Linked DNA regions of Homo sapiens: region 2 is linked to region 1. Evidence: chromatin loops called from intact Hi-C (ENCODE). Cell type or tissue: dorsolateral prefrontal cortex. All regions are shown on one strand. Each heading gives the region's core, and the rest is flanking DNA. Links, peaks and the distances in the headings are about the cores only. Region 1 holds the start of MIR6124 (microRNA 6124). Region 2 holds the start of LOC124902634 (a long non-coding RNA gene).

What was found. A loop is a pair of places that touch in the nucleus more often than their neighbours do. Peaks named below come from ENCODE experiments on the same cell type or tissue, not always from the same donor. Only the 100,000 strongest peaks of a DNase experiment are listed, where the experiment ranks them.
Region 2: it touches region 1 in a loop (2.4-fold over the local background); 30 of 110 quality-filtered maps call a loop at or near these places.

The regions. Positions count from the first base shown.
Region 1 is chr11:12,154,068-12,164,458 of GRCh38, reverse strand. MICAL2 (microtubule associated monooxygenase, calponin and LIM domain containing 2) reads right to left here. Exons shown (of 28, transcript NM_001282663.2): 3 at 2,040-2,380. The coding sequence starts at 2,303. MIR6124 (microRNA 6124) reads right to left here and starts at 776; the gene lies at 692-776. RefSeq lists an enhancer at 536-1,035. In dorsolateral prefrontal cortex, for the core only: a CTCF peak has its summit at 4,711; a DNase peak (open chromatin) is centred at 4,688; H3K4me3 peaks cover 794 bases; H3K27ac peaks cover 7,746 bases.
Region 2 is chr11:12,217,060-12,225,059 of GRCh38, reverse strand. MICAL2 (microtubule associated monooxygenase, calponin and LIM domain containing 2) reads right to left here. Exons shown (of 28, transcript NM_001282663.2): 9 at 4,602-4,859; 10 at 3,301-3,416; 11 at 2,317-2,443; 12 at 1,559-1,649; 13 at 240-387. It overlaps LOC124902634 (a long non-coding RNA gene), which reads left to right and starts at 696. Exons shown (of 3, transcript XR_007062598.1): 1 at 696-950; 2 at 1,936-2,040. RefSeq lists enhancers at 7,188-7,688, 7,689-8,000. In dorsolateral prefrontal cortex, for the core only: no CTCF peak of the experiment used is centred there; DNase peaks (open chromatin) are centred at 327, 2,859 and 4,539; H3K4me3 peaks cover 296 bases; H3K27ac peaks cover 6,019 bases.

The DNA.
Region 1 (10,391 bases), core at 1-8,000:
TTGAGCTGGGTTTCTGAAAAGCACAGCTCAAGTAGCCTAACACAGTCACAGTTCATACTTACAATGCATTCTCAAATGTATCTTCCAGTCCTCAGCATTCAGGCGGTTTTTACGAGATGGGTTATCTCACATGTGAAATGTCTTTGTTCTTCCTCACAAGACAGGCATAAAAATTCCTGGGCAAGAGGCACCTTACCCAGCATCCCTAACAAAAGGAGCTTTCTTTCCCTTTGCATCACAGAAGCCAGTGGTGACCTGCCAACCACAAGATGTGATGACTGTTCTATTTCAAGCTACCAAAGCTTGTAAAATAGAGGCTGGCCACACCAGCTAGGCAACTGGCTAGTATGTTTTGGAAGAAGGGTCTCTTCTTGGTGGTCAGCCCTCCGTTCCATCCCTCTGCTGGCTGACTCCCTGTGACAATCTGTCTTCAGATCACCAAGAGGGTCCCTCAGCAGCCACAACATGTTGGGTGTATGGGGCAATAGCATTCCCTAATAAAAACCAGAGCTCTGAAAACCCTCTGTGAGAGAACACAGTGCAACTGGGCCACCTGACTTTTATGGGACCTTTAAAAAAAAGAAGCCACCATATACAATTACTAAGAGGGATGACACTTTGGAAGCTAAAAGCTTCCCCTCCTTTAACTCTGAAGAGCCACCCCGTGAACTCTGAACCATGAAGTCACAACAACGAGGAAGGGAGGCACTGGGCAGGAGTGGCACCCAGGACATTGGTCTCACCTTCTCCTCCCCCTTCCTTTTCCCTACCTCCCCCATCTCCTCTGCCTAGCTGGAGCATGGTAGGTTATAAACAGGCACTGCCTGGATAGCTAGTCTGCTCTGGGCTGAGGCGACTGGTCTGTTTCAACCTGATGGAATGCTTTTCCTACGTCCCGCAGTGTCAGTGTGCCCCAGGCTCACAGGAGCTTGGCAGCTGTCTCCCCAGGGGCAGTGGAAAGCAGCATATCCCATGGTGGACTCGACAGCTTCTCACCACCAAAACAAAAACACAACAGTCCCGACTGCCATGGAGAGTTCAATCCTCTTGTCCCGGGATTGGCACCGGCTGGAATTCCTAGGGTTCTAGCTGAGCTACCTCCTGTGAGGTCTAAATACAGCACATTCGATTTTAACCTAAACACACAGCCTGCACCAGTGCTCAGGGCTGGTAGTCCCCAACGGCCACCAGGGAAGTCAGCTGAGACGCCTGGACTCCCACCTGCCCATCTGGTGCTGGGCATTTCAGAAATGTCAGAGAAAGGTTGCGATAGTGAGCCTATGTTCGCCGATGCTGTCTATGGCCAAATGATGGGGGATGCAACCAGTTCGTGTAGGCTTAACTATGAGTGTGGTCCTAGGTAGAGAAATGCATCCTGAGGAAGGGAGTGGGCAGGTGGAGAATGCAGGGGTATCAGGAGGAAGAGAAAGAGACAGGGAGGAAGAGGCAGTAAGGACCTAGACCTATTTCTTAGCCAATTAATCCAAAACCAGGGGATCTTTCTAAAATGTCCACACCCAGGCGAACACAACTCTGTAACTATGCCTCTCCCTGAGATTTAGGTCTTAGGCCCTAGAATCAGATGGACTAAGGTTGCCCTCTAGTTGTGTGACCTTGGGCACAACTGACTTCTCAATTTCCCCATCTCTAAAATGGCCTGAAGGACTGCTGTAGCTGTTCATTGAAATCATGGACATAAAGTACCTTGTACCTAGAAGCTGCTCAACAAATAGCAGCTACTAGAAGTAGTAGTAGTGGCAGCAGGGATAATAGAAGTGGGGGTAATATCAAGCATGGGCTTCTCTCCCTCAACTTTGCCTCTGGCTTCCCTCCCTTGGAGAGGGCACGAGTGGAGGGAACCTCCCAGCCAGGAAAAGCTGATGCTTAGAGACAAAGGAAACCTTTACCGGAGGAAAACAATGCAACATTCACACCCACACCTAAGAACCGTAGAGTGCCAAAATGGCAACAGCTTCCTAACCTCCCAAATGTCAACCCACACGCCCTGCAAAGGTAAGACTAGGAGGGTTTCCCCTTACCTTGGTGTTCGTGCACGACTTCCCTCGCTTATACTCTTTGTGGGAACCACGCTTATCCAATTTGTACCACAGGGCTTTGGCTTTCCAGGTGGTCACCTTGGACTTGAGCTTGGAATAAAAGTTTCTGTGGTCCAGAGGGTCTAGGTCCAGGTGTCGTGTGAGAATGTTGAAGGCCTGGAGGGTACCTTTGCACGTGGATGCCTGGACAAAGTTCTCAAAAACCTGCCCCGCCTGGGCCTGCTTCTCATCCTCGTTTTCCCCCATGGTTCAGGAGTCGTGTGCGGCAGTGGTGCGGCGAGGACACAGGTGAACAGCATGAAGTATCTGGAGAAACGTCACACCTGTGAAAGTAGGGGGAGGCAGAGGTCAGCTTTGGACGATGAGGTTAGGGTGGGGGATGGGTGCTGAGAAGTAAAAATGCAATTTCTTTAAGACATTCAAATATTAACCACACTATTTAGTGTTCAATACTAAACATAAATATTTATAACAGATACAGAATTGTGCCTTTTGGCCTGTCGATGTGGCATTGCAGGTAATCTCTTCCCCTATGCTCTGCTCCTCTTGCTGGCTGAAAAGTACCACAGATTGCACAGGGCTATGCCCTGGCTAATGCCAACAGTACCTAGTCAATCTTGCTCTAAGCCAAGTGGTTCTGCAAATAGTGACTAGGAAAAGGGAAAACAACCCAGAAAAGTACACTATATATAGCACCATTGAAAGTCTATCATTCTCGGTGCTGCAAATTGGTTGGCTGATGTGAATATAACCCAGCCACATTACACTAAGGCACAGACAGAAAAAACTCCAGAGAACATCTCTCTAGATTTCATGACTGCCCACCTCTCCGTAGACACCCAGCTTTAAAGCCTTTCTTCATTCGTTACCAGAGAGCAGGGCTTTCCACTATCCACATGACAAACAGTCTCTTCTCAAAACTTCTGCTCCTGGTATCAGCTGGAAGCACACCATCTACCTCAGTCAGACTCACAGACAGACAGACAGAGACACGTGGACCTCCTCCGCCTGTGCAAAGGGGGCCTGTGCTTTGTAATTCCAGGCTGTGAGCTATTTGGAACAAGTGCTCCGGCTCATGGAAGGGAAAAATGCGATGGGTGCTCATTCACATCCCAAAAATAGCTTGCCTGGGCTTTGGCCATGGTCCTTTCTGCACCATTCTAACCTCAGACATTTCTTAGGAAAGTCATTTAAGTTTCAAAGGAACAAAAATAAAGTAGAGCTGATTTTCCAAAGCACTAGCTGTTTTTCCAGAATCCAAAGCTGGCACAAGAAAACAAATGTGGAGGAGCTGGGGCTGACCCAGCTGTCAGGAGGGCTGGAGGGGTCTCTGAGCAAGAGGGCACAGCAGACCGAGCTCCACCGATGAGGCCTGGTAAGAGGAGGTCAGCAGCACACAGAGCGCAGGCCTCACGGCAGCTCTGTGCTCCCCAGAGGGGCAGTGTTCATCGTGGACAAGTTGGAATTGTGGGACGGTTTTATAATACTAAAAGCAGAGAATGGTGTTTATCTTCCTCCTTAATCTCTTACTTATTCACTCAGCAACAATTACTGGTGCATTAGCAAGAGTCGGGCACCACTCAAGGGGCCGGGAATACGTAGGCTCAGGCCCCGCCCACAGGGGCAGATGGATTACAAGACCACAGGCAAGTGCTTGTGGAATATGAACCAAGGGCATGGAAGCCCAGAGCAGGCGGTGTCCAACAGAGCCTCGAGGAGTCCAGAGGGGCCACAAGAGAGAAATCTCAAGAAAGCTTCAATTTTAGGAATGAGATTTATTTTACTAGAAGACTGGGCAGTGGACATTCCAGGCCATGGAAATACCCACACAGGGATGTGAGTGTGGAAAGAGCGGGACAGTGGTGGAATGACAGCAAGTTCAAGGTTCAGGATTCGTGAGGAGGTGCGGTGGGGATGTCCAGCGCACGTGGTGGCAGGTGTCCCCTCCAGGCCAAGGAGGGGGACTGGCCTCTCCAGTGGGTGGTGAGGAGCAGAAGACAGAGGAGCAGGAAGAGACAAGTCTTTGGGAAGATGATAGGGCAGCAGTGGACTGGAGGAGGAGGCTGGAGGCAAGGAGGCAGCTAAGGGGCTGTCCAGGCAGCAATGAGAGGAGCCGGAAGAGAAGGGGGAAGAACAGCACATGCAAAGGAGCATAGGAGCCCACTGGGCACCACCTGCCAGGAGGAGCCTGCTGGGGCTGGCGAGGTCTCAGACACTGGATGCCCAGACTTGGGGGTGACAGGATCCCTGCAACTTTGTAGGGCCCTACCCGACCTTCCCTCTTTCCCGGAGAGCTTCCGAGGTGCCTGGCACTATGCTTGGCTTGAAGGGAGACTAGCACTCATTCCCTGCTCAGGCCTGGCCAGCTTCCCTGCCCTACCCAGGCTGGGTCCTCCATGAGGCCTTACCCAGTGACCCCGGTCTATGACACTCAGCAACTTCAGTAGACTGGGGAAGGGGGCTCTGTGCCCTGCCTGGTGCGACAAGCGTGGATTCCTTCACAGATCCTCTCTGGGCTCTGTGAGCGTCCACTGTGCTTACTTGGGCATGACTCACATAAACACTGCCTCCTACTATGTCTCCACTTTCCCCATGTGCAATGTTGCCACCCAGAGAGCATAAACAGAAGGAAGGACTCATTTGCTTTGCAGATCGTATTAACATTCTCAGTCTTTATCTATCTTTGGAACCACTTCTGTGCCCAGCATTGAACAAAGGCTGCAGTGGCTGGCCGAAAAACACAAGGCTATTTGAACTTGCCTGCTACACTACAGTCTTTTCTGAGGACAGGCAAGCAGTACAGAGAAAACTGTAAGGCTTCAGAGCTATTGCCTCACACAAGCCACTTCTGATTCTCAGTTCCCTTACTGTAACAGACAAATTATAATCTCATCCTTGCAGGGTAGCTGTGAAGGGCAAGAAACGTGGATGACGGCAGAGCCAGGTCCTGGCAGGCACTCAGTAGATGTGGTAACGCACACTGCATCTACCACAGGAGGCAGATTTGTACCTGGGGAAATGTACCAGTTTAGAAAATAGTCTTGTAAATCAGTTCTCCAAGTTGCCAGCTCCTCCTTGTCTAAAATTATGAACAGTTTAGAGGCATCAAGCCAGACAATAATTTACAAACTGGAAGAAGCTGTCTCCTCCGCACCCCAATCAATGGCCACCCCTCCTCCCCTAGAAGAAGAATGAACAACTTCGTCTTCGGGCTCCAGTGGAAAAAGAGCTAAAGGTGGTGCTGAGGGCTGGATAGGCGTGGGAGCTCCAGGAACCAGCCCTTATCTAGAGTGAGATAAGGGGAGGTGGAGGGAGATGGTTTGACAGGAGAAGATAAGCGCAGCTTGGATATGTAGCCCAGCAGCCTGTACCAGGCTCAGACTTGCCACCCTGGACCTAAACACCCATCTCACCCTTTACAACTGGCTTTCCAAGTTAGGTCACAGACCTTAAAAATGACTCTAACACCCATGGCGGGTAGCTTTCCTCGTGGGATTAACATCAGAATATTTAGAGTCAGGGTAACCTGAATGTGAATCTGCTCTCAACACTTGCTAGTTTTGTGACCCTAGGCAAGTTACCTCATCCATCTTGGCCTCAGTTTTCTCATGCGTGAAATAGGGATAATACAGGCTTCCCTCAGTAACCATGGGAGATTGATTTCAGGATCCCATGCAGATACCAAAATCTGTAGATGCTCAAGTCCCTTATATAAAATGATGCCATGTTTGCATATAACTTACACACATTCTCTCGTATACTTTAAATCATCTCTAGATTACTTATAATACCTAATACAAGTGCTATGTAAATACTTACATTGCATTGTTTAGGAAATAATGACAGTAAAAAAGCCTGTACATATTCAGTACAGATGAAATTATCTGTTTTTTTTTTTTCCTGAATATTTTCAATCCACAGTTGGTTGTATCTGTGATGTGGGACCAATGGATGCAGAGGGCCACCTGTTCTCCTCACTTCATGGGGCTCTAAGGAATCAGTGAGATCATGTATGTGATAACCAATACTCATTACGATTCTTCAAACAGCCCAAACATCATCATATCAAAAGGAAGGGCAAAAGAAACATCATTCAAGACTACTGAGACTAGCTTTCTGGGTCAAGGAGTTATATACAGGTTGAGTATCCCTTATCCAAAATGCTTGGGACCAGAAGTGTTTTGGATTTCTATTTTTTCTTTTTTTTTTAGAATATGTCCATCATACTTACTTGGTTGAGCATCCCAAATCCCAAAATCCAAAATCCAGAAGACTCCAATGAACACTTCCTTACAGCATCATGTCAGCACTCAAAAAGCTTCAAATTTTGGAGCATTCTAGATTTCAGTTTAGGTATAGTCAACCTGTATACTTTAAAACTAGAGGACAAGGGCCTTCCATTTAGAAGGTCTGAGTTCAAACTCACTTCCTCTCTGTGTAGACTTGGACAACTCATTTATTTTTTGGGTTTTAGTTTCCCATGTATAACTAGGGAACCTCATAGAAAGTAGTTTTGGTAATGAACTGAAAACATACAGAATTCAGGACAGTGCTGGGAATGAACTGGGAAGGGCTGACCTAGCACTCAGAAGGACTCAGTGATTCTGAGCTTCAAACCTTTCTTCCAGAGAACTGGAGTGCAAAACCTTTGGTGGCTATCCTTCCCCTCACCCCAAAAGAACGTAGTCAGGATTTTTTTTTTTTATCAGAGGATCCTGGTAACTAGCTCTTATTAAAGTTTTCCTTGTTAACCACCACCCAGCTGTTGCCCTTTTGAGGTTTGATATGCAATAGAAATAAAACCAACTAGCCAGAAATATGAGGCTTTCTGCATTTTCTGGGAAGAAACAAGATGTGATGCTTTAAGTTTCCAAGAATAGCCTTGAAGCAATTTGGTTTTTGCCAAGTGGAGTCTCTTATTTGTGGTTCTTCTGCTCCCCTGCCTATGTGACTTCATGAGTCACAAAGCAACTTCCTTTCCCTGCCTCTAGCTGCTAAAAATTATAATTAAGGGCCCCAGATTGCAGGCAACAGCATTGGTAATGGGCTAAGCCCACAAAATCTGAGAGTCAAGCTCAAGGTTTATGCAGAGTCCCTGAGCACCTCTCCAAATGAGAGGAGGAGCCTCCCCATCCCGATCTGCAGGTGCCCTCAAATTTAGGACTCTGATGCCTCTTGCCTTCCCTGAGCCTCTTCTCCCAAATGGCATATCAGACAGTGCAACCAGGGTTTTGATAAATGATGGATTTTATACAAACTTAAGGAGATATGGGGGTGGACACTAGGCAGAACCTTCCCACAAAGCAGCAGTTTGCCCAGGAGAAAAGCTCATTTTTCAACCCACCCTTGAGGCTCACAGACAAAATCTGTTTCAAGGTCAATGCAATCCAAAAACAAAACCCATGTATACTGCCAAGCAGCCCTGTTCAAACTTACCCTCTCCCAGCTCTACGTCACTAAGGAGCTCTGGAGGAAGGCCCAGGTTCCTTGGCGATGAAGTGGGGTGTTCCCCCCACACTCGCAGGGTGCTCAGGAAACTAAAAGCTCCAGCTCTAACTCTCGCACACAGAAGACCTTCAGTTATGGCCATCTGAATCCAACACCTGAGATGAGGCAGGAGCCAGCCAGGGGCTCAGCAGTGCGAGATGCCTTCCACACCTGGTGCATCCCCACAGAGCCCACCATGGGCAGGAACACCTGGCTCCCAGGTGGGGCCTACAGACCCCATCTTCCCACCTGGCCCAGGTAGGGCTGGCTTTCCACCTACCAGGGCACTAGGCACCCAATTTAACCAAAAGGAGCACTTCCAGGGTAGGGAAGGGACTGAGAGGGCCACTTTGTCTTCTTGGTAATCTCCTTCCATCCAGGTGTCCCCAGCCTGGCCTCGGTCACTTCCACAAACAGAGGAGCGTGTACTGCCTCCTGGGGCTGCCTGCTCCACCCTTGCCTCCTCTGGAAGACAGCCTCAGTGAAATAATTCTTCTTAGTCATTCCCCAGAAAGATAAGTTCCACTTCTCCAAAGCCTTCTCTATTGCTCCTGGGTGTTGCCTTGAGATCACCTCCAGGAAGCCCAAGCCCCTTTCCATGCACACTGAAGGCACACATGGAGAGTCCTCTTATACATGCTGTCTGAAACCCCTACTACGAAAGGCCAATGAAAGAGCACCCAAGAGACTCACCACGAAGCTCAACCAAGTTTCCAGGAGGTAGCAAGGGCCCAGACCTTCCCCCTTTTGCCACACAGCCTCAGGGCTGGAGTGCTGGGGAGAGACCCCAGGTCCACTGCAGGCCCTGGCCTTCTATGCCCGCTCCTTCACTGAGAACCCAAGTTCTTTGGCTCTTGCCCTTCTGGCCCCAACCCTCTTCCCCACTCCTTTTCAATAGTTAGTAGACTCCACTGGTCTAGCTTGAAGGCGCCTCATACATTCCCCCTTCCTCACCTCATCCATTGCTTCTTATAGCCACTCAACAGTACCAGGCGCCGGGAGGTCCCAATGAGGCAGTGCCCACCCTCCAGGCCTCCCGTCCTGGCATCAAGAAACATCTGTATGCTGACCAGTCACAGTGCTTGGAATGGCAGAAGGAAGCCAACGTCATCAGGGCCCAGTACCACCCAGGCACTCTCACCAGTGTTAACCTAAGGAATCCTCAAAACACGTCTATGTGGACGTGGGGGAGGTAAGACTTTTTTCTTTCTTTTTTCATTTTTATTCTGCAAAAAGCAAAGGCCTTAAAAAGAGAGAGAGAAGTAATTGCAGAAGTTGCCTATCTTCCTTTTCTGTAACACAACTATGTTTGCCATGTGTGATTATTTCATGTATGTATATATGTGTGCATGTGTGTATGTATGTGTGTGCATATGTGTATATATGTATGAATGTGTGTATATGCGTATGTGTACGTGTGTATGTTTGCAGGGGTATACATGTGTACATGTATGTGTATATGTGTGCATGTGTGTATATATGCATGTTTGTGTATATATGGTATATGTGAGCACATATGTATGTGTATTCATGTGTGCGCAAATACACATGTATATGTAGCATGTGTATGTACATGTATGTGTATATGTGCGTGTGTGTGTATGTACATGTATGTGTGGTGAGTATGCAAATATATCATATACATATATATATTTAAAATTTTCCATAAGGATTTCTAGCCAGCACTCCATATCTTCATCTGTACCTCTTCAAGCTCTGTCTCTCTTCAAGGACCTTCCAGAACAGGGGAAGCCTTTGAGGTGGAAAGAACTCTGGCCTAGGCATGAGGATACCTGGGTTCAAGCCCAGCCCTCAGCTTGCACCGCCCATGTGAGGACACTGACAGCGGGCACTCACAGTGTACCAGGCCTTTACCATCCTGTCTCATTTCACCACCCTTGTTTGATAGAAGACAGCTTTACAGAGGTGAGTAAATGCCTCCATATCATGCAGGCAGCTAGTAGGGGTGCTGTGAAATGAGCCCAGGCCATTTCACTTTGAAATCCATGCTCTTAGCCCCAGTCCATATGAGCCATATATACAGAAATAGTATGGTCTTCCTTTTCTGAAGCTGCTATGTAAATTAAATCAGTTAACTTCTATTGTCTCTCAAGTTATTCTGGGCTTGGAGAGTCTACAAGTATCAAATGAGGCATGGTCTTATAAGTCATGGTACAACCAAACAAGTATCAGGCAGTCCTTTAAAAATAATATTTATAAAGACATTTAATCCATGGGAAAATGCTTATGCCATAATGCAGAGTGAAAAGAGCAGGATATGGATCCAGAAAGTCAATACAATTTCAACTCCATAAAATAATGTCTAGTGTCTGTAGGAGAAGAGAAATAAGCCAGATGTGAACAGTGGTGATATGTGTGTAGGATCGCATTTCAGATAGCTGTTAGTATACTTTTACTCTATACTTTTCTGTATTTCCCAAAGTTTCTACCAGGAACATGCATGACTTTTACAACCCCTCTTACATACACATTCCAAGGCCAGGAGTCTTCTTTCCCTGACTGTCCATCTCAACAACAGGAGGTGGGCTTCCTGTATCTTATCTTCTCCAGGCCTAACAAGCGCTCAGGTCTTGGTGGAACTCAGCACCTGGGCCCTTGTGTGGCTACACAGCACTAGCAATGTGATCTTTCTCCAAAACAGAAAGGGTCATCCTGCATGAAACCCTGACATTGTGCTAATTTAAGGAATTAGCTTAAATGTTAACAGGTCAGGGCTAAGTCCCCCAAGGCTGTGTTCCTTCCAGCAGCTCCACTCCCGAGGGACTACAGGGCCCTTGCATCCAGTGCAGCAGGTGCCTTCCAAAGCCCATGCTCTCCCACCCACAT
Region 2 (8,000 bases), core at 1-8,000, 61 kb before region 1:
AGGTGTCAAGAGTGCCATCACTAAGCCGGAGCCAATTTTTATCCTCACATATTAGGAACACAGATCAAACACACTGCTGACAGAGTAATCAGTGCAAAGGGAAAAGAACAAATGTTAAGAAAAATCTCAAATTGAAACACAGAAAGAGAAATATTGAACCAAGTAATGAAGATTCTGCATGCAGCAGAATGGCCTTGGCATCCCTCGTCTCCAGGGGCCAGCCTGGGCCCCAGACTCACATGAGCTCAGGCCGGAAGCGGTGGATGATGGCACACAGGGCCAACCCACTGCGCCAGGATGTGGTCAGGTCGGTGACGTTGACATGCTGGTAGCCCTCTGTCTGCTGCTGGCACCAGGTCAGGAGCTTGCTGGGCCGGATATCTGACTCTGCAAGAAGGAGAGCGCAGGCAGTGAGGCTCTGCAGGAATCTCACACGGTCTGCCCTGGCGCTCCCTTCTCATTGCCACCATGGCTGGGGACCAGGACGAGCGGCCCCAAGGCAAGGGGCCAGGGCAGGGGGCCACTGGCACGGGTGCAGCTCCCTGAGGACTGCTGCTTGGGGGCCTGGTCAGGAGTGTGGCAGGAGGGGAGAGGAAGCATGTTCTCTTCCAGCAGAGTTCCTAAGACCTACTGTGTTTAGGCCCTGCCAACAACATGCTCATCTAGTGGGGAAGATAGTCACAGAGGGGGTGATGATGACACAGTGCTGCAATGGAGGGAGAAACAGGGGGCTGTGGGAGCACATTAGCAGGTTTGCCTGAGTCTGCGCTGGGAGGGGAATTCTCCAAAGAAAAGTGTAATGGGGAGGTACGTTTGAGCTTGTTCTTTGAGAGCATCTAGGAACTTATCAGACGGAAGAAGTCATTCCAGGAAGACAGAAAGGACTGTGTGGTGGCTAAGAATCTAGAAAAACCTGCTATGTTTGCGTAACAGTAAAATGGTTGATTATGGTAAGTGGTTTATTACAGCAGTGGGGCATGTCGTGGTGTGTGGAGGGGAGGGAGGAGTACAGCTGAGTTTGCCTAAGGAAGGAGAGGAGGCAAAGCCTGGACAGGCACAGGTAGCCAAAGAGGTCTCTAAGCAGGAGAGCATCCTGAGCTGAGCTGGGCGCTGGGAGTTCCTCATTTAACCATCCCATCTCCCTGTGTTGAGCACTGGTCCTGTGTCCAGAGCACTGCTAGGCTCAGGATGATCAGGAAAAGGGTGAAGTGCATTAAGCTCATTATCTACTTAAGGGGACAAGGCCCCCATGCAGGAAACAACAGGAAAATAAGAACAAGTCCCAGTGAAATAATCCCCTGGTTCATGTTTACTGTGTGAAGCTCTCGACACACACTAGCTCCTTTCATCTTCATAATGATTCTCTGGGCAGGGGTTCTCTTGGTCTCACAGAGGAGGAACTGGAGTACAAAGAGGACAGGTGCCTGCCCATGACCACACAGGTAAAGGGGCAGAGCCAGGCTGGTTGCAGTGCCTGTGTCACCACGGTCACTGAGCAGTCCTCCTCCCCTCAAAGCTCTTCCCAGCCACCCACCAGGGTCCCAGGAGGGCCGCTTACCCTTCCTGGAGAGGTTGACAGATCTCCTCACCGAGCCCAGTCTCTCGAGAGGGTAGTGCTCCAGCTCCTTAGTGATATACAAATGCTTCACCTATGAGCAAGAGAGACATGCTTGCCCACCAGTTTTCCCCCAAATCCTAGTCTCAGGGCCCCTAAACTCGACCCACCCCCAATTCAGTGCCTGCCACCATTTTCCTCTACTGCTGGGAGGCATGACCTTCGGCAAGGGAACGCAGGCAACTTCAGTCATAGAGCAATGGGCCTCAATCTTCCACCCAGATGCAGGCAAACTAAGTGGGAATGTCTGTAGCTAATTTGTGTGTATGTAATTAGCTAATTTTAAAAATTCACACAATTTTCTGTTCTATTGACCAAAGAGGTTGAGAGTTTGGTGGCTTTAAATTAGTGGAAGAAGAAATGGACCCCAGGACCAAGGGTGGTATGCAGAGATCATATTTGGCCAAGTAGCTTATTTGAGACAGGTAAGATCAGCAATGCATATGCATAGTGACAATATATATAAATATATGCACATATACATATAAATCTCTCCCCCTACATGTGTTCTAGTTCTGTCCTGCGGGCTAGAAAGAATGCTGACTCGAGTGGGGAGAAGAACTGGTCCCACCATTAGGCCAGCAGGCCTTGGTGGCCTTAGTCCCAGGAATGGACCAAAATTTAATGTGACCCCCTCCCCACCACCTCTTCCCACTGTTCAGTGCAGAGTGATTCAGACAGAGCCCCAGCAATGGACTTGCCTGATGGGGCCTGACACAGTGTGAGTTGAGGTTTGGGTACCGTGTCCCTGGGTCCAACGTGTACTGCTCAAAGTTCTTGTTGATGTTCTCCGGGGTTGTCTGAGGTAACAGCCGGTAGAGACTTTCCCTGGAGGGAGGCGGAGCCTGGAGGTCAGGGATCACTTTTGCCACCTCAGGCCTTGTCCCCACCCTTCCCTACTTCCCCCTTCCTCTGGCTCAAGGGCTTCCTGGACATGTTTGTCTAACCCTTCCCTGAAATACCTGACTCTCCTGGTTCTTGAGATCTGCAAAGTGGGGAGAAGGTCAAAGGGGCCGAGAGGAAAGGGGCGCCTGGGTGACGGGGATGCTGGGCTCCTCCACCCAGGCAGGGGGAGGGATGCAGGGCTGGCAGCACGGTGGCCTGTGGTTTTGCCATAACCATGTTCAGCCACGCTGCCTCCTGCGGCCTGCTCCCCACGACCACAGGCTTCCACACCCAAGATTGTCAGGGCCTGCCTCCGCCCGCCAGCCCTGACCTCCCCCCGTCCACCAGCTGTCACAGCCACGTGGCCAGCAGCAGGGGTCTGGGAAGAAGCCCAGGATCTCAGTGGTGTGAGAGGCCTGGAAAGCCAGAGAATCCAACCCCCATCCAGGACAGGAGACTCAGCGCTGCCCTGGAAGATTCCCTTAAATAAACCTCTCTGGCTCTTCGGTGAATGAGCAATGCTGGGGAGCCCCAGCTGCAGGGCCAACCTAGATGAAGATTTCTCTTTGTCATCCAGGGCCCAAGGTCCTGGCCCCAGAGAAAGTCACTGTAAGAGTCAGATAATGATGGAGAAAGCATCCTTGGGGATGCTGATGATCAAATCAGGCCACACATGGGAAGGTAGAATGGAGGAGGCAGAGGCTCCAGGTATATCCAGCAGTCACCTGCGGGGTGATCTTGCCCCCTTTCCTGCCTGAGTGCCCTGCCCCCCAGTTAGGAGCCCTACTGTCAAAGCTCACCTTTCAGCCAGCAGCTCCAGGGGAGGGGTGCCCTGGTTCCAGCTCTTCACCATCCATGCCGTGTCAAAGGCTGCCAGGAAGCCACGGGCACAGCCTGTACCCATGGGCCAAAATGGCTGCAAAAGAAAACGTGCAAAATTCCAGTTGATTCTGATGACTCCCGATCTATGATCTCATTGGACCCAGCACACACTGATTGCCAGGACTGTGCAGGGCACTGGAGGGACAGAGAGGTGACAGGGCAGGGACCCTGCTACCTATGAGGATTCATCACAAGGTCAAATAACTATAGCAGAAGGTTAAATGTAAAGGGTGCTATGACGCAGGCATAGCAAAACTGCTTTAGGGCTCAGAAAAGGCGAGACGAATTCCCATCCTGGGAGAGGGAGATGGAAATCAGAATAAGCTTCTTAAGAGTTGCATTAAGCTGATTTTAACAAATGGATGGGATTCTGATCCTGAGCTACTTGGGAATGGTGTGGGCAAAGGCATGGTGGTTGGAAAATGCTGGCGCCTGATGGAAGAACAGCCGTCTGTTCTGGGTGTAACATGGAGCATGGGAGGAGGGGAGGGAGAAACCGAGCTGGGAAAGGAGTCTGGGCCAGAAGCAGGATGGGAACTGAGGGCTCAACCAAGGGCCTTAGGTTCAAGTCCATGCACAATAGTGCCCAAGGACCAAGTCAACCAAGCTGAGTGCTGACTAATCTGCTCCATGAGCACCCAAAGCATGGTTTGGAATTTGACTCTTAACTTGGAATAAATACATAATCAGTGCTCACACTAAAGAGAAAACTTTCTCCTTTCTGAAAACATTCATTTAATCTAAGGATCCTTGCACCCTTGCAGATTTTCTGGGAAGAATTTTCAGCAGGGAAGCTATGAATGGAAAGGAGACTTTGGGGCCCATAGGCCTCTCCTGCACTCCGTGTGATCTCAAAGGCCACAAAGGGCCGCCCACATGAGGAAGAAGTCTCGGCCCAGCTGAGGGTCCACACACTCTGAGAAGGATGGCTCATATGGCCCAGACCGGGGCTGCCTGATTTTGTACTTCATCAAAGAAGTCAGTGCAAAAGAGCCAGGAGATAGGAGAGAAGGCTCTCCTAACTACACAGAGGCAGAATAGGCTCCTCTGAGTGCAGCAACAGGACAGGCTCTGAGGCCGGGACAGGCTTGGCAGAGTCCTGCCAACTGGCTGAGAGCCTGTCCTCTCCCCGCTGCACAACAGCAGATACTGCCTGCCAGAATACAAACGTGGGATCTGTCTCGCAGAGAAACATGGGGGCTCCGAGCTCAGGCAGTACCTCAAGCAAGCTGTCACCCACAAGGGCCACGAGCAGCTGGTGCGCCTGCCGCTCCCGCACCAGGGCCGCGTTCTCTGAGGCATACATGCAGGTAAAGTCAAACATGGCCACATCAGGCTGCCCATAGTGGTTCATGGCAAAGTCTAAGGATGGCAGCTGGTAGTTGGTGGCAAAGTCTGCAGCTTCCCGGGCATAGGATAGCAGGTTGTCTTGGTTCACGTTCTCCGCACACAGCAGCATCTCTGTGTCGATGTAGTCCTGGGGAAGATGAAAACATGGTGCAGCAACCTCCCCCTCTAAAGGGCTAGCCTTCATACCCACCTCTTGGCAAAAGGACTTGGAATGGGTCCCTACAGTGAGGCTAGTCAGAAAAGACATATAAAAACCAGGACCAAGGGAATAAAGAGGAAATAAATCAGCCAGCTGTGAGGGTTAACACGGTTGTGATTAAGCATCAAATTTGGCATTGAGCTTCCTGGCATCCAAGGCAAAAGGGAAATGTGATATGCCCCAGAGCTCTCCTTATCAGAAAGAAGGAAGCGTAGAAATTCCTCAGGGGAGGCAATTTTTCCCTGGCATTAAATTCTAAAAGATCTGTCTCACGTAGGAATTTCAACAGGGCGCGTTGAGAGTTGTAATGAACAGTGCACTTGATAATGGTCTTGGAGCAAACAACGAGCACATTTCATAGGTCTGGTTCTCATGAGAACTTTCAGTACAATTAAGAGACAAAGGAGCCATCAGAAAGTGTGATTTTATAATAAATTCAGCTAAGCGAGTATGATCCAAATATGCCATGTTTAGTGGTCAAACAAGACCAGAAAAAGAAAATGGGAAACCTCTCACACTTTCCAAAATCAGTGACCCCTTTACTTGATGGGCCGAGGGCTCTCACAGCGTAGCTTTTTTTTTTTTTTTTTTTTTTTTTTTGAGATGGAGTTTCGCTCTTGTCTCCCAGGTTAGAGAGCAATGGTGTGATTTTGGCTCACTGCAACCTCCGCCTCCCAGGTTCAAGCAATTCTCCTGCCTCAGCCTCCCCAGTAGCTTGCTTTTGGTGCTAATTGTTATGCTTCTTTCATGGGGAGTGCAGAGCCCTGAGCTGCGAGGACTGGAATATCCATCCTGGAGGGACACTAGCAATGAAACACAGGATGTGAGGATTGAAGAGAGCTGGCAAGTTTAGTGTATCCCCAGAGTCCAAGCTGCTCACCGTGTGGCTAAAGAAACTAAAAGACCACCTTTCTCAAAGGTGACACAAAAAGTACAGACACCTGGAGTGGGAGGGGACCAGTGTGTAACATGAACACAGGCTTTGGGGCCAGTGAGAGCAACGGGTCAAAGTCCACCTCTGCTGTTTACTAACTAAATCTGGGCCAGTTATTTAACTTTTCAGAGTCTCCACTCTCTCATCTGTAAAAAGGGAATATCAAAACCTACTTCACAGAGCCACATGAGAAGATGGAATGAGTGTACACACGAAATCCCTAGCCCCATGTGGGAAGTGACCGATGAATGGGAATTCCTGTCCCCTGTAATTCATGCTGGCTCCAGATATGGCTTATGATGAAGTATATCCTGGACCCAGCCAAGGCACCCTCAATTACAAAGGTCTTGACAATCACAGAGTGCCGCATTTACAGCCAGAGTGACCACTGCCTCAATTTTCTGAGTAGCCATGATTTCAAATACCCTGTTCTGGAAACTCATATTTCCCCCATTCAAACCAAACCGCCCAAATTGCATCCAGCACTGGTCCAAGAGCTCTTTGTCAGGCCCCAGTGTCCAGGATGGAATTCCTGTTATTTGATTTCCTTTCTGATCCCTGTTTCCGCGGTCACATGATCACTTCTCTCTCCGAAGGCGTGGAGGTGAGATGGGGGAAGAGAGAAGGGAGAGGTCTCAAACACCCCCCCTTCAAAATATGACCCAAGCATCCCTAAGATGGAGTGGGTGACATTACACAGTGAAGACAGTGCCTGGCGTGGACGCCTCATGCAGGAGAGTGGGGACCTAGCAAAGGGAAGACACTAGGCTAGAGCTGGCCTAGGGCTGCTGTGGAGTCTCTTAGTGGCTGGAGGGTCCCAGATGAGTGGGGGGATGGAAGAAGGAGCAAAACCATAGGGAGCAGATGAGGACAAGGACAGGAGGACAGAATCCCAGCCCACACACGTATGGGCCAGCAGAGGCAGGGGCCCAGGGAGGCTCTGGGATGGGACATCCTCCCTGTGGGGAAGAGAAAGATGGGCACAGCTGAGAGCCCAGAGGCACGGCTGCTTGAAGAGAAACTTTACTCTTCCTTCGGTAGCCATGGAAAGAAGCCCAGAGATCAGCTGGAATCAATGGGGAAGCAGGAAAACCTCTTGTCCAGAGGTCAGTCATTCATTCAACAAACATTTACTTGGCACCTTCTGTGTGGCTATAGGAAGATATGGATCCATGTAGGGAGAGGAAAACAGAAAACTTGCCATTCCTCCAGGGAGCAAGAGAACAATGTAAATTTAAGCGGCTCAGGGAAGATGGGTTGGGAACTTGGCTGGACACCTGGACGCTCAGGCTATAGCTCTTGTTCCAATCAGGTGTCCAGCCTGTGGCCTCCAATTTCTTTCCCATCTTGTACCTTGAGGCTCCTCAGCACCAGCTCAGGAGCTGCTCCCAGGGGCCTCTGAAGGAGAAAGAAAGGCCTTGGTGAAGACAAGCATGGGCCTGGAGGGGCTTTGACAACCGCCAGGGAAGCGAGTTGCCATGAGCAAACACCTGGGATGACCTGAGGGTGACCTTAGCATCCCAGGAGGCCACGGTGCTCTGCAAAACACAAAACCCATCAAGCTTTGCCTGCCTGCCTAACCTCTCCTCTGCAAAGCTGCCCGCTACCCCTACACCCCTGCACCCCCCAGTTTCAGACTAAGGCGGCAACTTCAGGAGGCAACTTCTGTGAGGCAGAGGGAAGAAGGGGACGCCACCACTCCCAGACTGACAGTCAGCAGTGGGACACTGCTGAAGCCCATCGCCCACCCATCTGCTGGCGTGCTCAGCCCACTTCACCAAGCCCGCATTCACAGCCTCCGTCTACAACTCAGGCTCTCAGCAAAGACCTGAGCTGAAGTGGAGAAGGCCCACGGGGTGGCTGGGTTACTAATGCCACCCAGACGGCTGCCAGCACACGCAGGAAAGAAGATAGCTGCATTCTTCTCTGACAAGCAGCAATGAATGGCCACCGTGCTGCCTGGGCTCCAGGCTGACACCCAGACAGCAGGCTGAACTTGGGCAGTGTGATCCTTATCTTGAGGTTGCAGCAGCAGCAGTGACAGTGGCAGCAACTACAGGGGCTCTGGAAGGGTTGTACACCTGTCCGAAGAAGCTTCCAGTCAGGGGCCACTACTCCATGTTTCTTCCTTCCAA